Regions from separate parts of the Mus musculus genome. Here regions 2 and 3 are each linked to region 1. The links are chromatin loops, found by intact Hi-C in ENCODE. Cell type or tissue: heart. All regions are shown on one strand. Links, peaks and the distances in the headings refer to the core of each region. The heading gives the core; the rest is flanking DNA. Region 1 holds the start of Gphn (gephyrin). Region 2 overlaps Gphn (gephyrin). Region 3 holds the start of Mpp5 (membrane protein, palmitoylated 5 (MAGUK p55 subfamily member 5)).

Region 1 (8,108 bases), core at 1,560-6,559:
GTAAATTTTCAGTATAGACCTGAGAAATTATCTCCTATCTATGAGAGAATATGTAGGTGGTGGTATATATTGGAACCCTCAGGAAAAAGTGGAGAAAGCTGGGGGTGTGATAAACAGTCTTGATTGCCAAGTTGGTGAGATTTAGAATCACCATGAAAACAAAGCCCCAAGGCAGGTGTTTGAAGAATTTTCTGTATTAGGATAATTGAGGAGGTAGACCCATTGTAACTTGGTAGTATCATTCCCTGGGTTGGGGTCCTGGACTGAAAAAGGAGTCAGCTAGCTGAGTACCACCATTATCACCCTGTTTCCTGAAGATGCAATGTAACCTGCTGCCACAAGGTCCTAATATTATTATTTCCCGGCCACGATGAACAACTACCATCAAAGAAGCCCAAATATATACCTTGTAAGTTGCTTTTGTCTGTAATTTTGTTTCTGCAATAATAAAAGAAGCTAATTTAGGAGTTTAGGAATAAGAGTGGACCTAAAGAGTTTCCAGAGGAAATGTTAGGAATATGAAGTCTTAAGATTTCATGGATTACTACATTTTACTAAATATTAGTACTAAGATTACTGAAAAATAATGAAATTATTAGTCAGTTGTAGATGCTTGTTTTACTGCCAAGTTGATTTTGGATTTCTAGCCTCATGAGATATAAATGTGTAGTTTTAGCCCAGAGTTTATGGTACTTAGTTATGATGATCCTAGGACAGTGATGCAATCTGAAGTTCATCTTTTTTTTGTTGTTTTTTTTTGTTTTTGTTTTTGTTTTTTTCCGAGACAGGCTTTCTCTGTATAACCCTGGCTATCCTGGAACTATCATTGTAGACCAGGGTGGCCTTGAATTCAGAAATCTGCCTGCCTCTTGAAGTTCATCTTGATGATTTAGCTTTCTTTGAGGAAATTATTGGCTAAAATCAAAGCTTCACTTTCTACCCAACTTCTTACTTGCAGTAAAATACATACAATGTCCACCATTTTATCCACTGAAAAGTACACTATTTGGTGGTATTAAGTATATTTGAAAGGGTACTTAAACACATCCTTAATGGAGTGGGTTTTAGTTCTGGACATTAGCCAGTCAGACCTGTGAACTAAGCCTTAGTGGTATAATCCATTCTGAAAGTGTCTAGAGCTGAGTATTTTCTTGCCCCAGCAAAGCCCAGTAAGATTTTGTCTTATTTATATTAAAATTCTGATAAAGGAAAAGCAGAAGTTAGTAAAGTGTAAATACACTACCTGTAGAAAAAAATCTTAAATTTGATTTTTTCTGATGAACATATTTCACCTTCATAATGAAACTATGTTTACCTTTTATTTTGTTTTAGATGGTAAACTTTTATTTTTAATTATTAAATCCAAATAAACACAATAAACTCCTGGCCAACTCCAATTCGTCACAAATAAACAAAACTTTTTCCTCTAAGATAAAGTGCTAATGTTTGAAACTGCTACTTTACTTCTAGTATCCAGAAAAGTTTCCTTGATACTCAATTTTAGAATGACTTTTGAGATTTTTCTATAGTGTAATAGTGCCATATACTGTAATATGGCAATTCCACTATTGATTCTAAAACTCCCAATGTATACTAGAAATTTTACAGTCTCAAATCTTATATAGACTTTCCTTATTAGTTCTCACTGTACTCATTAGTAACACCAGAGAGCTCTTTTACTTTTTCACTGTTGGGCGAATTTTACAGCTTCTCTTTGGCATAGCTGAATTGCTACTACTAAGCACTTGGTACTGGGACAACTGCCCTGATGACCAAGATAATGTTCAGTGACTAAGGGATGGCTGCTTCGGTTCGGTGTGCTGAACAGGGGAATGATTCTCAGTGCAGGCAGGACCAAATGGGATTACATGTGATTGTATTACACTAAGAATGGTGTGCATGCAAAACTTTGGAATGATTTACCTTGAGGAACTTTAACTTTCTTTATCCTTCAGAATACCACATGTATACAATGGAATATTATCATATATATACTTTCTAACTTGAAGTTTCTATTTAATATTTTTGGACCATGGATAATATGGAAATGGAAGTCACAGAAAGGAAAATTGTGGGAACTGGGGACAGTAAAGTTTTTCTTGTATACATTTTAATTGTTATAGCTTATGGAATCTGGGAGAGGAATATATGTATTGAATAACTGGAAAACAAGCATCTACAACTGACTAATAATTTCATTATTTTTCAGTAATCTTAGTACTAATATTTAGTAAAATGTAGTAATCCATGAAATCTTAAGACTTCATAGTCCCCCTACACAACTACCTTTTAATGAATTAATCAGAGACTTAGTTCAGTGGTAGAATTCTTGCTTAGTGTGTGTGAGGCTCAAAGTTCACGCCACAGTACAGAAAAGAAAATGAATTTCACCATTACTACTATTATAGATGCAGAAAGTCCTGTGTTCTGTTATTGATTTGTGAAAGTGCTAGTTATTTTCCCATAAAAAATTATAAACTATTCTAAGTTGGAGGGCATGCCCATTTAATCTATTAACCTTTAAAGTTTGAAGGAACCTGTTAGTGGGCAGGTTTAGAAGTTCTAAATACTAAGAAACTTTCCCAATCATATAGAATTTGCATGTACCACATAGACTATAATAGACTTGAAAGCTTATGATGTAATCAACAATTTTTATTTCATCTTTAGTTTGAGATAAGTGACACATTTGGGCATACTTTCTCAGCAATCTCCCTCTTTTTGAGACCAGTTAGAACTTGTTTTGCCACTAGGATCTTTGGTAGTAATTATGGGAGGTGAGTTCATGATCTGGCTTACAAATTTAATCCACTGCCAGAAATACTAGTATACATATCTTCAAAAACGAATTATTTTATCCTTTCTCAACTCCACCCATCATTTCCTTTGTCCTCTTATATAAAGGCACAATGTGAATCTTTAGTGAATAGAATGAGTAATGCTATGTTCTTACTGGAACAATACAAACCGCACATAACCATATAATTGAGATTTTAGACTAAGAGCAGATTATTAAACAGTTTTGATACTTTTTTTGTTGTTGTTTTGCTTTTAGGTTTTACTATGGTGAACAAATGAGAAAACATACACACACTTAAGCCAGAAAAGGATATTTAGCAAACCTACACAAAATAGAGGTGGCTAATAACACTTTATGAAAGACACAGAACTAAATGACCACATTTTCAGAGTAATTCCATATTCCAGAAACACTGAAACTTAAATGTCACAGCATCTAGGGGACGACAGAGAGAGAGAGAGAGAGAGAGAGAGAGAGAGAGAGAGAGAGAGAGAGAGGAATCTCCACTCCACGTGCCCTGCTGCAGACACATAAGCTCCGTCTACGACGTCTGTGGTAGGCTGTCACCGAGCGGGGCCAAAGCGAAGTCAGAGGGAGCATTGACTGCAGGTCACAGCTGGGGCGGCACAGGGTAACCTATCTCTGCCCGAGAGGGGACTCTCGTCACAGCGGCCACCGTTCTGCCACCCATGCCGCTTCCTTAAGCCACCTCTAGGTTCTCCGGTGCCTTCAGAGGAGGTGAGCCCACCTCGCTGCCGCACCTGGTCCGGAGTGGCTCCATCGCGGGCAGAGCCGGCCGGCCTGAGGCGGCGGAAAACTGACGAGGCTGCCGGCTCGGCGGGGGATTGCTTCTGTCTGGGGCCCGCCGAGGCTGCGTTCGTGCCTCGCGCGCACCCGCACCGCGTCCGCCCAGCCAATCCCGCGCTACTCGCGCGCCCAGGAACGTTCCTTGGGTCCCACTCTAGGCTGGGCCGGCTCCTTCCCGCTCCCGGCACTCCGCAGCCAAGCTCGCACTCCTCCCCTCACTCTCCACGAGTTGCACGCCTCGGGGTGTAGCTCCGCCCCTGTCCCCGAGTCCGCCCCCGCAACCTCCAGAGCGTGTGCTCCCTTTTCCCCCTCTCAGTCTCTTGCCATCCAGGCGTCTTGGGTCTCACTCCGCAGAGCCTCTGGGTCTCGCCGGCCTTGCCCCGCCGCCTCCGCGCTCTGTCTTCCGCGAGGCCGCCGCTACTCCCACCCCGGGATCGCTTCCTCCCGGCCGGACTCGGGGTCGCGCGGCCCGACTCCGCCCCCTCCGCGGACCCGCGCGCTCCTGGCGCGGCCTCTCCCCCCCACCCCACGCAGGCCACCGGGCGCTCGGCCCCCTCCTTCCCGCTCGCCTCGCGCTCCCCGGGCGCCCTCGCTCTCGCGCTCTCCAAGGCAAGCGCGCTCCCGGCCGGCGCGCTCCGGGCTCCGGCTTCTCCTGGCTCCTGTCAGTGCGGTGACTGCGCTGGGAAACATGGCGACCGAGGGAATGATCCTCACCAACCACGACCATCAAATCCGTGTCGGAGTCCTCACAGGTAACGGGGGGAGGAGGTCCGGGGGAGCCGCAACGGCTACTATCCGCGACTTGCTGGAGGTTTCTCGCCCGCGGTGGTGCTTCCCTGCGGCCTCGGGAAGAGGGCAGGCTGAGGAGGGGGACCGGGGGGTGTATTTTACAACCGCTGAGAGCTGCTGAGGATTCGGGTGTTCCCGTGTGCTCCCCGGGGGAGCTGGGGCAGGCACGGTGGGGTGTCAGGCCCCGGAGCCCTAGCAGCCAAAGTCTCTGGCCCCCGGGGACCGAGGGGCCGGTGCGGCGGGCGCTGCGGGGCTCCGCGCTGCCGGTGCGGGCGGCGGGATTCCTGCTCCGCAGTCTGAAGCACGCTGCTCGGGGTTGGCCGGGCGCCTCCTCCACTAAAGCTCTTCCGAGAGGGGGGAATCCCATCTCCACCCCCTTTTCTCCCCTCCCCCCCCACCCGGCGGCCCCATGGCACCTGCCTGACAGGACTCGGGGTTCGGCAGGCGAACTCTGCTCCGCCTCTGCTGCCCCTTCGCCGGCCGGCTGTCCCCTCTGCAGACGACGGGACACTCCTCACCTCCCCCGGGAGCCGGGTGCTAGGCTCTAGTCCGGACCCCGGAAAGTGCCTTCCTTCTGCCTTTCCTAGCACAGGGCCCTCCCTCTCTGTCTGCCTCTTCTCCTCCGCGAGGACCGGCTGCTTCCCGTGGCCGGGAGAGCCAGCCTTTTTTTTTTTTTTTTTTCCCTTGAGAAGGAAGGATTTCCCTCTGTCGGGTTCTTTTCTCCCCCTCCCTTTTGGGACACCCCCCCCCTCCCATTCTCACTCCCCGGTGGATGGTCCTGAGGCTGGTGAGGAGCGCACTTTTCCCGGGTCGCGTTTCCCTCCCTCGCGGAAGTCGTGTGTGCTCTGCATGTCTGATTCCGTTGCGTTGTATTTGGGTGATATCCCTGAGTTTGGAGATAGACAGTTGCTGCAGGGCACGACTTCCAAGATGAATTGCAAACCTATTTGTAGGGGTTTCGGCTGAGGTTCTGTAGTTGGCATGGTTCAAGTGTAATTGAACGGAGAAGCGGGGGTTAAAGAATTTATATTTGGAGTCTGAGGCTTACTGTGGAGTAAAGGAAATCCAAGACTTAGTGATGTGGTTTCAGAAAAAGAAGCTATGTAGAAGGGAATCCTAGTGTCTTCCCTATTTCATTTAAATTTTTTTTCTTGTAGAATTCTGACAGGTTGAGATGATGCCCGGGAAGGAACTAAATTGAATGAAACTTGCTTTCATTATAAAGTAGAAACAAATCTTTGATTCTGCCAGTAGATACCGACTACAGTGTTTAATTTAGCTGCTGACTTTTATGAAAAGAGGATACCCCTGCTTTTGTTTCCCATTTTTAGTAACTGGGCTTCCTTTCCATGATGCATATTTGCAGATGTTAGTAGCATTTTATTGAATTTTTCCGAATCAACGCCTCTGGAGTAAAGAAACTGATCTAAATCAGTTGCAGGGAAGGACACCCCCCCCCAATCAGAATATGCAGATGGAGTGCATCTTTCCCTGCAGCAACTGTTTCCTTGTATGAAAACTCAGTTGTAGCTTACAATTCCTAGATTTGATCGTGTTGATTTTTTAAAAGAATCTGACAGTGTGGTGTAAGTGTTCACACCCTTTACCACCGTTAACTTTTAATTTTGGCCATGTTTTTTGAAAATTAATAGATAAGTGAAAGTGAAATTTTATAGAAACAAAAATATGTCAGCTGTCTGTAGAAATCGAAAGGCCCTAGATGTTTAAAATTTAAGCTGAATGGTTTGTTTTTGAAGAGCATGCTTTGTTGACTCTTACCCTGTATTTTTACTTAGTTAATTATTTTATTTTGGTCAATTGACAGCAATAGGTGTTTCACACAGTGGTTCTGAAGATACAGCTCTTGTCTATGCTCTGATAGGGATAACACTGATAAGTGATCAGTTGAAAAATGTATCATTACTATATAAAAGTTGTCTAAATATATTGCCTGTGAATTTTGGGCATAGATGCTAAGGGGATTCTGTGTTCAAATTGATTAACAGAAAATGTGATTACCTGAAAGAAAAATTTAGTATGTTTAATAGGGTCAAGAAGAAACTGGCAGTTTAAAGGGGAGTTGAAAGTCAGTTGCAGCAACCTTATAAATAAATATGTGATTGAAGATGAGGCTCTTGAGCAGAATAAAAATGCAGCATAAAGGCCTTGAAAAGCCCAGGTGAAGAGGTAGGTGGCATAATGTCAGGGAGAGAAGATAAGGTTGGCAGTGGAGTTAAAGACAGTTTAGAGGAGCTGCTTCAGGAGAATGAAGTACAGCAGGCTGGGAGGAAAAGTCAGCCATACCGGTGGTGGTGTAGCCGCAGATTTAGATGAAATGGTAACAGGACAATAGAGTTTGATGATAGAATGGATATTTGAAATCAGAAGTAACTCTAGGGATTTTTCTTGAAGAATTACTGGTATAAATACAATATTGTCTACTATGATAGAACCTAAAAGCATGGGGAAGAATCAGAAGAAATAGCACTAACTTCCAATCTGTGAGTAGTTGATTTTATTACAAACAGCTTAATTCAATGAATTGACATTCCATGTGATCTTGAACAGTGGGAAAAACAATGCTCTGAAAGTGAAGCTATGTCATTCAAGTTCTGGGATTTTTAGAACAGTTTTTCTTTAAATGATTTTTTCTGAATTTTAGAGTAAATTAAAAGGCTACTCCCCCCCCCCCCCCCAGAAAAGGCTACTCTTGAAACTTGATTCTTTCTTGAAACTTGATTCTTTCAAGTTATATTCTCTCTCTCTCTCTCTCTCTCTCTCTCTCTCTCTCTCTCTCTCTCTCTCTCTCTCTCTCTCTCTCTCCTCTAGACAAGGGTATGTAGTTCAAGTTAGCTTTGAACTCTATCCTGCCATCTCACTCCTTATCTCAAGTACTGGATTACAGGTGTGCCAACATATCCAGCTAGTTTATAACCTTCTTTCTATTTTTATTTTCCTTTTTGTTTGTTTGTTATTGTATTGTATTGTTTTGTTTTTTCCCCAACACAGGGCTTCTCTGTGTAGCCCTGACTGTCCTGGAACTCCAGCTGTACACTAGGCTGGCCTTGAACTCAGAGACCAGCCTGTTCTGCCTCCTGAGCACTGTGATCAAAGGTGTGCACCACCATGGCCCTGACAGTTTGTAGCTTTCTTAAAGGTAGAAGGAATGATTTAAGAAAATGCCCTGGTGCTGCTGGACATGATGGTAAATGTCCATAACCTCAGCTCTGGTCAGACTGAGGTCAAAGAAGGATCTCTGTTTCAAGACTGGAGTGGGGAAAAAAGTTTCCTAGCATGTTTCACGGTAGTAATTTTAAGTGTTTTGTCTAGAAGTAGTGAGTAGTGGAATTTGGTCTATCCCTATAAACACTTTACAGTGTGTCTGAACAATACTGCATTGTTACTTCTAAAGTTCTTAATTGACTTCTTTATGACATTGTTGCCAGTTGAAAGATAGTATTTGTTCTCTGAAACCCTCCATTCCCTCAGTGTTTTTCTGATCTTCATTTCAGTTATGAATTTAACAAATATAGTAAATCTGTGCAGCTTATTATATGAATTAACTTTTTTGGAATTTTAAAAGAAAGGGAAATGTTTAGCAGTGGCATTTTTTTTTTTTTTGGCCTATTTTGATTCATTTTAGGATTTAAAACTCAGCCTGTGATAAAGTACTGTTATTTTAGTAATACTGCTTTTTTATCAAGAAAATAAG
Region 2 (8,108 bases), core at 1,314-6,313, 110 kb after region 1:
GGCCCCACCCTTCACCACGAGCCTGTTCCTTCTAGCCTCTCCCAGGAGGTACAGTAGAGCTGGCCCTGCTGTCTTGAGTGAGCATGAGAGCAGGAATGTTGGCTCTCCCCCTTGTAGCTGTGGCATTGAATGAGTTAGCTGGGACAGTGCTTGAGAGTCTGCCTTGTTGGGTTGGATTTGGAAGAGCTGGCAGACTGATGACCTCAGCTACCGCCAAATACAGGGATATAAGTTGGCCCACCCCAAAATTGCCCCTATTAATAAATTGCTGCAACTTGTGAAAAGTCTCCAAATCACAGGGCAACAATAGGATATCTGAGAGGAGTTCCTGTAAGACCAACCTAGTATTGATAGTGTCACAAAAGCCAGAGGCCTTGAACCAATGACTTATTGCAATGAACATTTACAAGCAAAGAAATGTGGACAAAAGAGTATGGCGAAACATACTTCGATCCATTGCAGCTTCTATAATGAGATTTTTTTCTTTTCTTTTGTTTGTTTGTTTGTTTTTCTGACAAACACCAATACCACAAACTGCCATCAGTGAAGATCAGCATCAACAAAGCCCAACAATGATTAGCAAGAAAGAATGATTACCAACAAAGAATGGCAAGGCAAACCAATACCATACAGCAGCGTTCACTGTTGGGTTTTCTTGAGTGTCCACTCTAGCAAAATATCATGTGCCCTTTTCCAGGCTTCTGCTTCCAAAAAACAAACAAACAAACAAAAAACACATCACATGTCTGTTCTTAGCAAAACATCCTCCCATGTGTCTGCTTCAGCAAAAACATCCCCTCATAGATATTTTCCTAAAAAACATCATATGGCACATCTGAGTCTCCAAAGAAACCAAAAATTTCTACTTCAGGGCTGGCATTTGAGATCTCTTCAAGTCTGTAGAACATCTGTTCAGTCCCTTATGGTGTTTCTAGTCTCCATTGAGAAGTCATGTTCTATCCCAATAGGTCTGCCTTCATGTTACTTGGTATTTTTTCTTGCAAGTTTTAATATTTCTTTTATTATTATTTCTGTATTCTGTATGTTTAGTGCTTTGTTTAGTTGGTGCCAAGTGAACTTTTTTTTCTGGTCCAGTCTATTTGGTGTTGTATATGTTTCTTGTACCTTAGTAGGCATCTCCTTCTTTAGGGTAGAGAAAATATTTTCTATGGTTTTATTGAAAATATTTTTCTGTGCCTTTGAGCTGGGTTTCTTCTTCTTCTATTCATATTAGTCTTAGATTTTGTCTTTTCATAGTATCTCAGATTTCCTGGATATTTTGAGTCTGGATTATTTTTAGATTTAAATTTTCTTTGACCAAGATATCCATATTTTGTATGATTTCCTCAATACCTAGAATCTCTCTTCCATCTTTTATGTTGTTGGTGAGGTTTGCCTCTGAGGTTCCTGCTTGAATTCCTAAATTTTTTATTTTCAGATTTCCCTCTGGGTTTATTTGATTTTACTTCCACAATCTTGTCTTGTACTATTTTATTCATTTTCTTTCACTGTTTATTTGTGTTTTAATAGATTTCCTTAAGAGATTTATTTACTCCCTCTTTAAGGCAAATGTAAGGTCTTTCTTGTGCTTCAGCTATGTTGGAATCGTCAGGGCCTGCTGTGATAGGATTGCTGGGCTCTAGTGGAGGGAGACATATTGTCCTAACTGTTCTTGATTGTAGTTTTATTTTGGCATCTAGGTATCTGAATTCTAGGTGCTGATATCTGGTCCTGTCTTTGTTGGGTGTCTGTTTGTGCCTTACTTTCTGTTTTTCTCTCTTGTTCTTAGGAGAGGATGATGGCTGTATGTTACCTGGTAGAATTTTCTTTTCTAGGATCATTATATGGTGTGGTCACTGGGACTCCAGGAAATATGTTTTAGGTATTGGGAGCTAATACTGAGTAGTAGGGATGGGATAGGAGGGGCGAGGCTGAGTGGGTTCACAAAAGGAAAGAAAGCAGAGTGTCCCAGCAGGATCTACTTAGTCCTCTGGGAATAAGGGCAGAGAGTGTGGAGAGGCTGCAGAAAGCAGGAGGCCTGCCTTAGAGCTGGGTATAGGGGAGAGGTGAAGATCTATAGCTGTCTACCTGTTTCTCTGGCGGAGGTAGCCTGTGGGTTCCCAGGAAATGCCTGCTGTATTTGGTGCCTGGGGTAAAGCAAATTGTGGTGTGTGTGTGTGTGTGTGTGTGTGTGTGTGTGTGTGTGTGTGTGTGTGAAGATCTGTGTGATCACTGGGGTTGAGGTGTGTGTGAAGCTGTAGCTGGTGTTTTTCCTTAGAGATGGGGATGAGACTGAGGGATTTATTTGGTAATGGTGAAGGAAGAGGTGAAGTCCTGTAATTAGCCTACTTGCTTCCTTGGCTGGAGAGTGTTGTACTTTTGTAATAATAGATGTAAAGTACAGGGTAGGCATACAATAAAGAAAATTAACTTCAAAAAGTTACATAGCCTGTGATTCCATTTTTACATCCCCAAAAGCAAGCAAGCAAGTAAGCAAACAAGCAAAACCCGTTAGAATGAAGAACAGATAAGTGATTGCCATGAGGACTAGATAGTATAGGTATATAATACAGAGAGTAATAATGAGAGCATTGTTTCTACCCTCGGGTTAGTTTTGAAGTTATTGTGTATCTTGGTAGTAGTTAAACATGATATAAATTGCATTGAAGCAAACTAAATCAATACATACATATACATACAAATATTGGTGAAAATTGATGTTTGTATGCTAGTTAACAATAGTGTACAACACATGGAGGGACCCATGGCTCCAGCTGCATATGTAGCAGAGGATGGCCTAGCTTTAGTATTACAATAAATAATATGTCACAACTGGGGAAGCACAGTGAATTCTATACTTTTTTCAACTTTTTATGATTGTGTGATTATTTCACTATAAAAGTTATATTCTCATCATTTTTTCTCACACAGATTGTATTCTTCTATATCTTCTAAGAAATTCCCAAGTCCTTAAAGAAAAACTCAATGATCTTCTAATATGTATATTTAGAAGTTAAGCAATTCAAAGTTTTACATCTGTTATGTATTTTAAGGGTTATTTTACATATAGATTGAGGCTTGTATTAAAACCAGTTTCTTTAATTGTTTAGTTTTCCAACATTATATGATGAAGACCTGTATTTCTTCTCAACTTTATTGCTTTGTATCATTGTCTTATAACAAATGTGAGGATCTATTTCTATTTTCTGTTTTCCTTTTCCTCTGATCAAGTTTTCTATTTTGTGACAGTACAACAGTATTTTGATTGTTATACTTTTATAATAATCACCAAAGCTTCCCATGTACTTTATCTCCTTGGAAGTGCTAAAGTCAGAGTACATGGACATAGTGGGATAAGAGAAGAACAGATTGAACTTTGAAGGAGTGAAGAGATTTAAACTTTTATGATGTTATTGAATGAATACAGTTGCTGTCATTATTTTTCTGAGGGAAAGCTGGGCTATAGGAGTTGACTAAAGTGCTAAAGTCTGTTTTATTTTATTTTTATTTTTTTGAGATGGGGTCTCACTGTATAGTCTTGGATGTTTTGGAATTCACTATGTACCAGGCTGGCCTCAAACTCATAACAGACGTAAAACTTAGAAATTTGCCTACTTCTACCTCCTGAGTACTGGGGTTTAAAAGTGCTGAAATCTGAGTTGGAACACTTCAGTGTAATGTAAGTCCATGAGATGGTGTGAATTCCAAATTTTAAAAATTACATGGAGAGGAACAATTGTGGGGCTTGTATCCAGTCTGGAGCAAACAGCCAAAGGAGAGAGAAAAATAACCCCTGCTCTTGGTATCAATACTATCTCTGTACATTATGTTATTTGCTGTTCCCCAACATTGCAGCCATTCTATTTCTGTTACTGTTATTACTGATATATGCATGTGAATTAGTTTGTTTTAGTGTGAGGAAAATCTAATTTAACTCTTGGATTTCTAATAAGTTTCTTATTCATTTAAATTTGTAAATAAAGCCCTTGAACGTATTCTGTGTAGTGTACGGACTTCCTAAGTGTTTGAGCTTGTTTCATGAACAGTTCAGATAAGTGAAAATCTGATGGTGGCCACTGGGTGGCAGCCATCTACTAGATCCAAGGATAAATCTGAAGGACCAACTGGTTAAAGCAGATCAGCACAATTTGCTGAATTATAAGCTGTACTTCTTCACTAGGAATTGGCTGACAGCCTTTGTGCCAATCTGTCTGAAGCTTGATTTTATCCTTTTGAGCTTAGAAAAGATATTTTTACTTTAAAAAAAAGTTCCGGAATGGTCAGTCCTGAAAAAATGTGTGTGTGTGTGTGTGTGTGTGTGTGTGCCCGAGCCCGTGTGTGTATACATATTTATATACACACAATAAAAACAGAATCAGTAGGTAGTATATATGTATTATATGTACATATGTTTCTATGTATATAACAATAATAATCAAAGGAAAGCTTGAGAGTAGGAGAGAAGCACGGAGGTATTGAAGGAAGAGTGTTTTCTATAGGGTAGATGGGGAAATGATGTGATTCTGTTTCAAGTAAAAATATTTTTTAAAGTGTCATGTTGGGAGGAATGAGAGAATATGTGCTGTGGCCTTTTCAGAAAAAAAATGTTTGCCAACTACAGCTTTAGACAATATTACCAAGTATTTCAGTATGTTATATTCCCCTTTAGTTTGAGTTATAGATAATAGTTAAAGGAGAATAGCAGATTTACAGATACAACCTGGTACATGGCTGTAAGCTATGAAGACAAGATTTCTGGGAAGTTCTGAGCCAAGCATGTTGATGCTTAGGGATTATTTTCTGATGAGATTGATTATAATCAAGCTAGTAATCAAGCTTGTATTTTCATGATTATTATTATAATAAAAATATACACTGAAGAACAAAAATTCAATAGGAGTGCTAATAATATATACATTTGAGGTAAATTGTTATTTGGAATCTATATTATTCTTAAAGAAACACAATAAGAAAATGTTTATTAATTGGATATAATGATTCTGCTGAGTTTATTTTAGTAATGACTATAGTAATACTGTATAATCTTTTTTTTTTTTTTTTGGTTAGTTACAGGTAGTTAATGAAGATGAAAACAGTATATTTCCTTGTTTGGGTTTTTTGTTGTTGATTTTGTTTTTTTGTTTTTATTTTGTTTTAGTTTGTTTGTTTATTTGTTTGTTTTTGGTCTTATCCCAAGGCTAAATTTCAAAATTTGTGGTGTTCATATGAAGGCTTAGTGCTAGATAACTCAGTTTGATTTTGTAATTAATTTGTAATAATGTACTTAAATTTGACCTGTATATCAGAGATATTGTTTTGGAAGATTAGGAATTTACATGAGTGGTTAAAAACACAATTGGAATCTCTCAAATTAGGAAAATAATGTAGTTCCACTTAGATTTAAATTTTTGACTACTAGAGCTATGTCTTATTAAAAATACCTACTTATAAATATTGAAATAACTATGATGTGTTTTATATAGAATCTTTTTTGTAGGAATAGGGAGTACCATTATATAAATCTCACTTAAAAAGTATTGTTCTAACCATCAGATCCTTCGACAAAAACCTATACTAAACAAAACTGGAGAACCTGCATGAAATGGACAAGTTTCTAGACAGATACCAGGTACCAAAGTTAAATCAAGATCAGGTTAACGATCTAAACAGTCCCATTTTCCCTAAAGAAATAGAAGCAGTCATTAATAGTCTCCCAAGCAAAAAAAAGCCCAAGACCGGATGGGTTTAGTGCAGAGTTCTATCAGACCTTTAAAGAAGATCTAATTCCAGTTCTGCACAAACTATTCCACAAAATAGAAGCAGAAGGTACTCTACCCAATTCATTCTATGAAGCCACAATTACTTTGATACCTAAACCACAGAAAGACCCAACAAAGATAGAGAACTTCAGGTGAATTTACCTTATGAATATCGATGCAAAAATACTCAATAAAATTCTTGCTAACCGAATCCAAGAACACATCAAAATAATCATCCATCCTGACCAAGTAGGATTCATTCCAGGGATGCAGGTATGGTTCAATATACGGAAATCCATCAACATAGTCCAATATATAAACAAACTCAAAGACAAAAACCACATGATCATCTCACTAGATGCGGAGAAAGCATTTGACAAAATTCAACACCCATTCATGATAAAAGTCTTGGAATGATCAGGAATTCAAGGCCCATACCTAAACATGATAAAAACAATCTACAGCAAACCAGTAGCCAACATCAAAGTAAATGGTGAGAAGCTGGAAGCAATCCCACTAAAGTCAGGGACTTGACAAGGCTGTCCACTTTCTCCCTACCTATTCAACATTGTAATTGAAGTCCTAGTCAGAGCAACTAGACAACAAAAGAAGATCAAGGGGATACAAATTGGAAAGGAAGAAGTCAAAATATCACTTTTTGCAGATGATATGATAGTATATATAAGTGACCCTAAAAATTCCACCAGAGAACTCCTAAACCTGATAAACAGCTTCAATGAAGTAGCTGGATGGAATCGGTACCTGATTTCATGCTGGTTCTCCACTTTTGTTTAGTATAGGCTTTTGTAGAAGGATCTGATGGTTAGAACAATACTTTTAAAGTGAGATTTATATATTGGTACTCCCTATTCCTACAAAAAAGATTCTATGTAAAACACATCATAGTTATTTCAATATTTATAAGTAGGTATTTTTAATAAAACATAGCTCTAGTAGTCAAACAAGTCAATGGCCTTTCTCTACACAAAGAATAAACAGGCTGATAAAGAAATCAGGGAAACAACACCCTTCTCAATAGTCACAAACAATATAAAATACCTTGGCGTGACTCTAACTAAGGAAATGAAAGATCTGTATGATAAGAACTTCAAGTCTCTGAAGAAAGAAATTAAAGAAGATCTTAGAAGATGGAAAGATCTCCCATGCTCATGGATTGGCAGGATCAATATAGTAAAAATGGCTATCTTGCCAAAAGCAATGTACAGATTAAACGCAATCCCCATCAAATTACCAACTCAATTCTTCAAGGAATTAGAAAGGGCAATCTTCAAATTCATCTGGAACAACAAAAAACCTAGGATAGCAAAAACTCTTCTCAAGGATAAAAGAACCTCTGGTGGAATCACCATGCCTGACCTAAAGCTTTACTACAGAGCAATTGTGATAAAAACTGCATGGTACTGGTATAGAGACAGACAAGTAGACCAATGGAATAGAATTGAAGACCCAGAAATGAACCCACACACCTATGGTCACTTGATCTTCGACAAGGGAGCTAAAACCATCCAGTGGAAGAAAGACAGCATTTTCAACAATTGGTGCTGGCACAACTGGTTGTTATCATGTAGAAGAATGCGAATCGATCCATACTTATCTCCTTGTACTAAGGTCAAATCTAAGTGGATTAAGGAACTTCACTTAAAACCAGAGACACTCAAACTTATAGAGGAGAAAGTGGGGAAAAGCCTTGAAGATATGGGCACAGGGGAAAAATTCCTGAACAGAACAGCAATGGCTTGTGCTGTAAGATCGAGAATTGACAAATGGGACCTAATGAAACTCCAAAGTTTCTGCAAGGCAAAAGACACCGTCAATAAGACAAAAAGGCCACCAACAGATAGGGAAAGGATCTTTACCTATCCTAAATCAGATAGGGGACTAATATCCAACATATATAAAGAACTCAAAAGGTGGACTTCAGAAAATCAAATAACCCCATTAAAAAATGGGGCTCAGAACTGAACAAAGAATTCTCACCTGAGGAATACCGAATGGCAGAGAAGCACCTGAAAAAATGTTCAACATCCTTAATCATCAGGGAAATGCAAATCAAAACAACCCTGAGATTCCACCTCACACCAGTCAGAATGGCTAAGATCAAAAATTCAGGTGACAGCAGATGCTGGCGTGGATGTGGAGAAAGAGGTACACTCCTCCATTGTTATTGGGATTGCAGGCTTGTACAACCACTCTGGAAATCAGTCTGGCGGTTCCTCAGAAAATTGGACATAGTACTACCGGAGGATCCAGCAATACCTCTCCTGGGCATATATCCAGAAGATGCCCCAACTGGTAAGAAGGACACATGCTCCACTATGTTCATAGCAG
Region 3 (8,108 bases), core at 1,888-6,887, 520 kb after region 1:
ATTTTGTGATTTGTTTCACATAAACTCTACTCATAGAGGACTAAGCAGGCTAAGGAAGGGGTTCCAGTCTTTTCCAGAAAACAGCTTTCTTTCACATACTACTCTTGATGTAGCTTCTTTTGTTTTGCCGCTGCTGGAGATGGGACCTAGAGTCTCACACAAACTAAGAAAGCTCTTAGCCAAACTATCTGGGTATTGTTCTCTCTCCACCTTTCCTAGGTTAATTTCTGGGCTCAGATGATCTCCTTGCCTTGGCTTCTGGAATAGCTGTGACCATAGGCCATATACCACCATGCCAGACACAAAAGCTGTTTGAAGCTGTTATGCAATTATATTTCAATCAAAATGAGTTTGAGAATAGAAGATTTAGGCTATATACTACTCAGACCTACACACAGACATTCACATACTAACATGAGCTAAAGTAGTAACTGATATTTTTTGTGCAAATGAAACAAATTTGATTGGGAAATTGATGAAATGATATGTGTAATTTTACAATCTCTTAAGAACAGACTTGGCTTGCTTTTTGAAACTTAGTCATAATCATATCTTCATCAGAAAATTTCTAAGTTCCAAATTTACCTACTACTCTCCAGAATAAAATTTCTTCATGGAACATGCTTTATTTAGCTAAATGTCTTTAGCTTGCTACAGAGCCACTAAGAAATGTATAAATTAAAGTGTTATCAATGACTGAAATCCTAAATATTGAACATCTAATACTGGGGTTAATAAACCCAAACTTTGATTTCCTGTATACATGCCATTCAAATTTAGACAAATGGCTTATATGGATTGTGTCCCACCTAAAGGGCCATGGAATAAAAGTTTGGTTCTCAGCTTTTTGGCACAATTAAGAGATGAATGAATCATGAAAGTAGTAGGTTTTGAGCTAAGGGCTAATCTAAGGCCACACCTACTTGCAGTAGCCTTTTATTTATTTTTTTTACACCCACTCTAAGGGAAATAGCAGACTCCCTATCTCACAGACTCCACAGGTACCTTGATTGCAAGATAAAAGCAAATTTCCTGATTCAATTCCCACTTCCATAAAGACTTTTAAAGGCTCAGGCTGCTAGATATCAGAGGACTTAGGTATAGTGGGTATACTTTAACTAAATGTGCTCTCCCCCACTTCCCTTACATCCTCAGAGCCATTAATTCCCTCCCTGAAATGCAGGAGCCCTCTCCTTCCAACCACCAGAGAAGGAAGACAGTCTAACTGCAAGCAGTACTATGAAACATCCCCCTTCCTTGGAGACCTATAAGAAAGGACCCCCATTGTGTTGCATGTTGTTGTACCTGAACTTTCATGGTATCTACCTATGACTGGCTTGGAGACTGACTTCTGGGAGACCCTGTCATGTTGTCTGTCAATAGCATTAATAGCTTTTCTAGTAACTCTCTTACCCAAAAGATAAATCTGCCTCAGTGTCCCTCTCAATCCCAACCCTGAGAGGATGGCAACTTCATCAATAGATTGATTAATGCATCAAAAGAACATCACGGGTGAATTATTAGTAGATAGGGCCTAGTTGGAAGAAGTTGGCCACTGTGCGTTATGACCTTCGAAGAGTATCCCTTGTTCCCAGAGTATCCCTTGCACTCTTTCTCTTGCTCTGCCTCCTCTTGTCATCTGTGACCTGAGCTGCTTTGCCACACTATGTGTTCCTGCTCCCATGAGTATGGGCCACAGAGCAAGAGTGATAAGTATCCATGGACTGAAACCTTGAGCCCAACTAGGCCTTTCTCTGTGTTTCTCGGTTATTATAATACAGTGCTGGAAAATGACTAATGCAGTCTGTTTTTTAATTTTAAATTTAGTTAAAAATTTAATTTATGAAAATGGCATATATTTGTGATGTTTAACATGTTTTCAAATGTGTGTATATTTGAAGAAGGGCCAAACTGATCTAATTAACTTTTCTTAATATGCTTAGTTTTTGTGGTAAGAACCTTAAAATTTACTCTGTTTTTCAAGTATGCCATACATGATTAAGGATAGTCACTATTTTGTGCAACAGAGCTCTTAAACTTATTTCTCCAATCTATCAAATTTTGTAGCCTTTAATAAAAATCTCAACTCCTACCTATTTTCCCATTATTGCGGTATTCTGACTAGTTTATTCTTTGTCCTTGTCCTTACCTCCAATTAGCTAGTAAAGGTCCTCTTGCCATGAACTTTATCTTTCTTTGATTCTTTAATTTCATTTTCCATACTTTTTTTACTGTTTGTATTTACCTTGTCTCTTTATTGTGAATTCCTCCAGGACAGAGTCTATCAGCTGTTTCAACTCCTATAGCACAATGCTATTCTGAATGTTCCCCCAAATTTAAAGCAGCATGGCGTTCTACTACTTTAATACATCGGTGGGTGATATAAGCAGATATCAAGACAAAGAAGGAGGAAGAACGTGTCCTATGGTTGTTCTTCTTCTTACAGTTGGTTTTACAGTTTGGCTTTCTCTATTCATCCGTAATGTTTAGTTACAAATCAGCCAGGGTGACTCAGCAGGTGGACTGCCTTCTGACAAGGACGAACAGTTAGTTCTTCAAACAGGAGGTTTTAAAATAAATTACTGATTACTATTTTATTCCACTTTGGGATGAATGTTATATTGTCTTAACTCCCGTACTACCCATGTTAGACTCCATTTGCAGAAGCTCCCAGTCATAAAATCAGAAACAAAAGCCCTCTTAAGTTACAAATGAGAAAATTTAAGTCCAGGAAGGCTTGTTGCACATCCACATAATAGCACTCTCATCACTTTGCCTGCAGTTTTTATACTTTCTGCTCTTTCAGGTACCCATTTTTGCATACAAGGCCAGTAATTAGTGTGATATTGGGGTTCTGGAAAATGTTCTATTTACCAAAGAATAGGTTTCATATTTGCCACAATCTTCTCTTTTTAAAAATAAAAAGTTTATATTCTATACTTAGGATATAAAATAATAAAAATTTCCTGTACTTTATAAAGGAATCTCCCATATTTCCAGAGTAGCAGCTGCCCCATTGCTTCACACTAATAGTGATTGATCATTTTATCAGAGTGGAGCCTACAAGAGGAAAACCTAAGCAACTGGGGAAGCAAGGCAAGGTAGTTACCCGGCAGGGGTGTTCATTAGGGAAGAAATGTTTTGGAAAGCTGTCTGGATGGGGCTATTGGAAGGTATGAAGAGAAATGCTTTCTAGGAGCCTGGAAAGATAAGTGTTAAGAATGTTTGGTGCTCTTGAGGAGGAAATGGGTTCAGTTCCTAGCACCCAAATGGTGAATTGTAATTGTCTGCAGTCTGAGACTCAGGGAATCCAAAGATCTCTGCCTCACCAAACACCAGGCAATAGGTAACACATACACATAAATGCAGGCAAATATGCATATACACAAAATAAAAAACAAATACATCTTTTAAAAAAGAACACCCTCCCACCCTTTGGCTATATCTGTAAACATCTTTTGTCACTTTTGGAAAGGGAGATGTGCCTGGAATCTAAGGGACAGAAACTATTTTGTCAAACACATTATCATGCACAGAACAGTCCTCACAACAAGAGTAAGCTAGCTTTATGTCAACATTTCCAAAAAGGGGGTGGGGTGGGGGAACCACTTTTTAAAAAAGGAACTAGAGTACTTGTTACCTAATGTCTTATGCATTAAAAAAAAAAAAGGTAGAAAGGAATGTCAACACTCACTAACCTTTTGTGTGTGGCTAACAGTGTCTAGGAATTCTGGAGACAGTCCACTTGCAGTTCACAAATTCTCACTTCTTTGTGAAGATGAACTAAGCAGACAGTTCAGTTACATATATTTGGAAGTTGTCCGTCTGTACTCAAAGTCCACTGAGGTATGTTTGACAGAAGGAAAGAGGTCTTTAGTGGTATGTAAAAAAGTCCTGTCCTTGGCTCTGCCTTACTAACACCAATAAACAACGTTAAGTACTTAATAAAATGTCAGTAAGATTTGAATTTGATGATCCAGGAAGAGAAGGATTTCGCCCTCCCCCCACCCCCCAAAAAAAGTTGTGCTTACTTCAGAGGGCATAGTATTCCTTGGGGACACTAACAACCCATAAGAGGAAAAAGGTAGGTAGGAGCCTGGGTATATTGGGAATGGTGCTTAAAAACCACGGTGGGAGGAAATAAAGACATGATTAATTGCATATACGAAGGCACAGAGGGACAGTTGTCTACGACATGTGCCCCTGAGAAAACTCAACAGGCTGAAGCAATGGATTTAGGTCCAGCAGAAGAGGTTTCTACATAGAACATATTTCTGTTTGCTCCAAATCCAGTTCCTCGCGCACACTTTCATAGCACTTTCCGTGCCCACCCTTCCCAGATGGTGGCATAGGTGTGTCCTGACAGCATGGACTCGCGCTGGGACTAGCCTAAGTAACTCCCAATCCTCTCCGGAGAATTCTGTGACAACTGTGGCCTTTGACATCCTTCCTGGTTTTCAGAAAGGAGTCGTCTGTGGAATCAGGGAATTGTGTGGAACTTTATACACAACCAGGTGTTGGCGTCACGGTTGTTTTGAGCATTAGCATTTTTGATGTGCCTGACAGGACAACAGGGGTCTCTTCCAAGGGAATCGGATTTTTCTCAGGAGATGACCGCTTCCCAGGCCCCGTCGAGCCTTAGCGGCTTCCGAGTCCGTCTCAGGGAAGCACGGCGACCCCACACAGAGGCGAGGAGGTGGGCTGAGGCAGCGAAGCGACTCAGCGGTTAGAACGAACGCTTCGCAGTTCGAGGCGGGTGAGTGCGCGCGGCCGAGCCCCCGGGAGGCGGGGGGGGGGAAGAGCGGACCAATCAGCGGGCCCTCTCCCCACGCGCGCTCAGGATTGGACGATCCGTTCCAGCCTCTCTCCGGGCCGTGGGCGGGCCGCGCCAGGAACGGCCTGGGATAGGCGCGCCCGCTGCGCCAGCGTCCCAGGGGCGCGTGCGCGGTCTCGCGTCAGCCGCGGGGGCCGGTCTCGCGCGGCCTCGAGGAGGAGTTGCTGGCGACGGCGGCGACGGAGGAGGCTGGCGGTGAGGAGGGGGCGGGGACTGGAGACTCCGAGGTGGGAGGAATCGGGAGTTTCTGGATTCTTTATCCAGTGTTTTGAGGGCCGCCAGACGGAGGGCTGTTGCTTGGGCTGCGTTGAGGAGCGAGGGAGGGAGAGAGGATCGGCGGCCGCCGGGGCTTGGAGGTAAGGGGCGGACCCGCAGCGCCCGGGCTGTGGCGATCTTAATCAACAGGTTCCCGGGAGCGCGGCGGGGGAGGGGCGGCGGGGCTCGCACCCCCTCCCAGACCCGCCGCACCGCCAGGGTTCCCTGGGGAGAGCCCCAGGCTGAGCCGGGCGCCGCGGTGGCAGCCCAACCTTTGTCCCTCGGAGGGACGCTCCCCGCGCGATGCCGGTTGGTTCCCTGGGCCGGGGGGTGGGGGTGGGGGGGACGCACCTTGGCGCGGTGGCGGGCCACCCCGCCGGACTTGCCGGGGGCACGGCAGGGAGTCGTCTCGCTGCGCCCAGGCCCGGAGTTCGCGAGTCTCTGGGACTCTTCCCTCACCCCACCCCTGGCCGGATCGGGGAACCAGCCTGGGAAACACTTTCCCGTGGAAGACGGAATGCAGCCAGCGTTCCGGTGCCTGAGTCAGCCCCTGGTGTTCTGCTACTCATTGCGTTCTGCGGATAAACAGTTCCTGCTTCCTTGTGACCACTGCTAAAGAGTAGTGCGTTCTCAGAACTTAGACGGAGATTGTCCGGTGAACTTTGAAGCCTGTAAATGCTTGGTAGAGCTACTTTCAATGAATGCCGCTCGGAACGATCCTTATTGTAAATTACGTAACTGACTAAGGATAGCTCTCTCCTTCTGTCCAGCTGACTGACACACAGTAATGTGTGTGGAATTTAGATTCGGCCGAAAAGTTTTCCATGACACTTTACTCTAAAATGAATGCAGCACCTACGAGGGTTTTTACTTAGTGTGTTGTGTCTAATTTAGAGTTTCAAGAGTTTAAATTCTGAAAGCCAGTGTAGCAAGAATTCTAAAGTTTTGATTTAGCGGATAAGGTGGAAGGTATTTCTGGTTTTAATAAGGCACTGTAATGTTTTAATGATACTATTCTAATTATCCTTTTAAATTATGCCAGAAATTAATAACTTGTTAACTTTTGCAACAGTAACAAATTATGTGGTGTGCTGGTGTCTTTGAAGTATAGGTATTGGTGGGAATGAACACTATCCTTTCTTGACGAGCTGTTTCTATAGTATTTCTGTGGACACGATTTCTTGTTTTAAAGATCATTCTAAACTGTAATAGCAGGCTTACATTAAAATTTAAAGAGCTTTATAAGTAAAAAAGACAAAGATATCAAAAGAGATTCATAATCTTTTTTTTTGGGGGGGGGGCGTCGAGAAAGGGTTTCTCTGTATAGCCCTGGCTGTCCTGGAACTCACTTTGTAGACCAGGCTGGCCTCGAACTCAGAAATCCGCCTGCCTCTGCCTCCTGAGTGCTGGGACTAAAGGTGTGCGCCACCACACCCAGCGTTTCATAATCTTTTAAAAATTGAGTAAATTTGCCACGAATGACTAAAAGTCATCACCTTGAATTTGACAAATAATGGTGGACTCCTTAGTGATTTTATACACACACACACACACACACACATACACATATATAAATATAATGTTAAAATAGATGAGAGACTTAATATAATTCTACCTAAGGGTCATCCAAAGTGGTACAGTGACTTAGCTATGCATGTCGACTTCGGAATTGTAATTTTTTTGAAAAAAGATTTTATTTATATGTTCATGGGGGTGGGATATTGACACATATATGCATGTGCCAGTGGCAGCTGAAGGCATTGAATTCCCCTAGAACTAGAGTTACAGGCTCTCGGGGACCACCCATTGTGGGTGCTGGGAGCTTAACTTGGTTCCTCAGCAAGAGCTCTTTAATGCTGAGCCCTCCATCTAGGCTACTGTATTGTGGTCTGATTAAAAAGCTCAGACTCACTACCTATAGTCCCCTACCTATGTAAACAAAAGCCAAATCTGCTTTCTGTCATGTCATGTCTAAAATACTTCTGTTCTTTGTTTAAGATACTGTGTAGACCAGAGTTCTGAGCCACTGTTTGGTGTTCTCTTCTGTTGAGGTTTCTCCTGTAATGTGTGCACAGCATGCATTAATAAACTCACATAATTGAGAATAACCTCCTTGAAGTCCTTTGATGGATCTTGTATGTTAATCACAAACAAACTACCTTCATATTAACATTTACACTCAAATTGGACTGGTGAGCACTGTAGTCTTACAAAGTTAACACACATTTAAATGTCACAATCATCAGACTTTCAAAAAATTTAAGATGACAATATTTAGCATATTCTTTTAACTTTTCCACAGGTAAAATTCATGCTTTCTTTTCATATGTTACCGTGTACAATATTTTGGAAATGTTTTGGGAAAAAATTGTTCTGACTTACGTATATTAATGTGACCTATTAATTCTCTGATGTTTTGCTGATTTTGGAGTGTTTATTATACACTTAGTAAATTACAGGATCATTAAGTTGGAAGTCATCTTATGTATGTACAGAACATTTTTAGGTCTCAGGGACAAGTTAGGGTTGTAGAAGAGGTGATGAGTGTGAAGTAAATACTTCACACTTGTTTTGGTATTCTACTTTTAGTGGTGTTCTCATTGCACGTGACTGCCCACTTCTCCTCCCTAGCATCTTGCTTGGTATGTAGCCCAAGCAGACCTACACCTGGTAATGTAACTAGACTGGCCCCAAACTCCTCATTCTCTTGCCTTAGACTCCAAAGTACTGGCATTGCAGGCATGTGCCACCACGCCCAGCTCTTTACTAATTGTTAATTAAATCAGTAAGTTACTTTCTCCACATCATATTAATTACTGCCAAGGTTGTATGTCCTGCCCTCCTCACTTCTATCTGTGTTTTTTCCTTTTTTTTTTTTCAATAACTACCCAATTTATTCCTTTTTGAAGTTTTTTCTATTTTTTTAAATACTTCAAACAGTGCTTAATGAATATCCTTCAGTGTGTCTCTGAAAGATGTGTGTTTTCCCAAGATGTATACCACCTGCAAAGGGAACTGT

The links. Peaks named below come from ENCODE experiments on the same cell type or tissue, not always from the same donor. Only the 100,000 strongest peaks of a DNase experiment are listed, where the experiment ranks them.
Region 2: a loop joins it to region 1, with 2.6 times the contacts of the local background. A loop is called at or near these places in 2 of 42 quality-filtered maps.
Region 3: it touches region 1 in a loop (5-fold over the local background); 14 of 42 quality-filtered maps call a loop at or near these places.

The regions. Positions count from the first base shown.
Region 1 is chr12:78,222,483-78,230,590 of GRCm38, forward strand. It overlaps Gphn (gephyrin), which reads left to right and starts at 4,173. Exons shown (of 23, transcript NM_145965.2): 1 at 4,173-4,359. The coding sequence starts at 4,296. In heart, for the core only: a CTCF peak has its summit at 3,520; DNase peaks (open chromatin) are centred at 3,989, 4,189, 4,899 and 5,249; H3K4me3 peaks cover 3,074 bases; H3K27ac peaks cover 2,574 bases.
Region 2 is chr12:78,328,224-78,336,331 of GRCm38, forward strand. The region is part of intron 1 of Gphn (gephyrin); the gene reads left to right. Among named protein-coding and RNA genes, the nearest start is that of Gphn, 110 kb to the left of the region's middle. In heart, for the core only: a CTCF peak has its summit at 4,072 (motif pointing right); no DNase peak of the experiment used is centred there.
Region 3 is chr12:78,743,917-78,752,024 of GRCm38, forward strand. Mpp5 (membrane protein, palmitoylated 5 (MAGUK p55 subfamily member 5)) reads left to right here and starts at 5,031. Exons shown (of 15, transcript NM_019579.3): 1 at 5,031-5,190. In heart, for the core only: no CTCF peak of the experiment used is centred there; DNase peaks (open chromatin) are centred at 4,945 and 5,595; H3K4me3 peaks cover 2,654 bases; H3K27ac peaks cover 1,894 bases; H3K27me3 peaks cover 294 bases.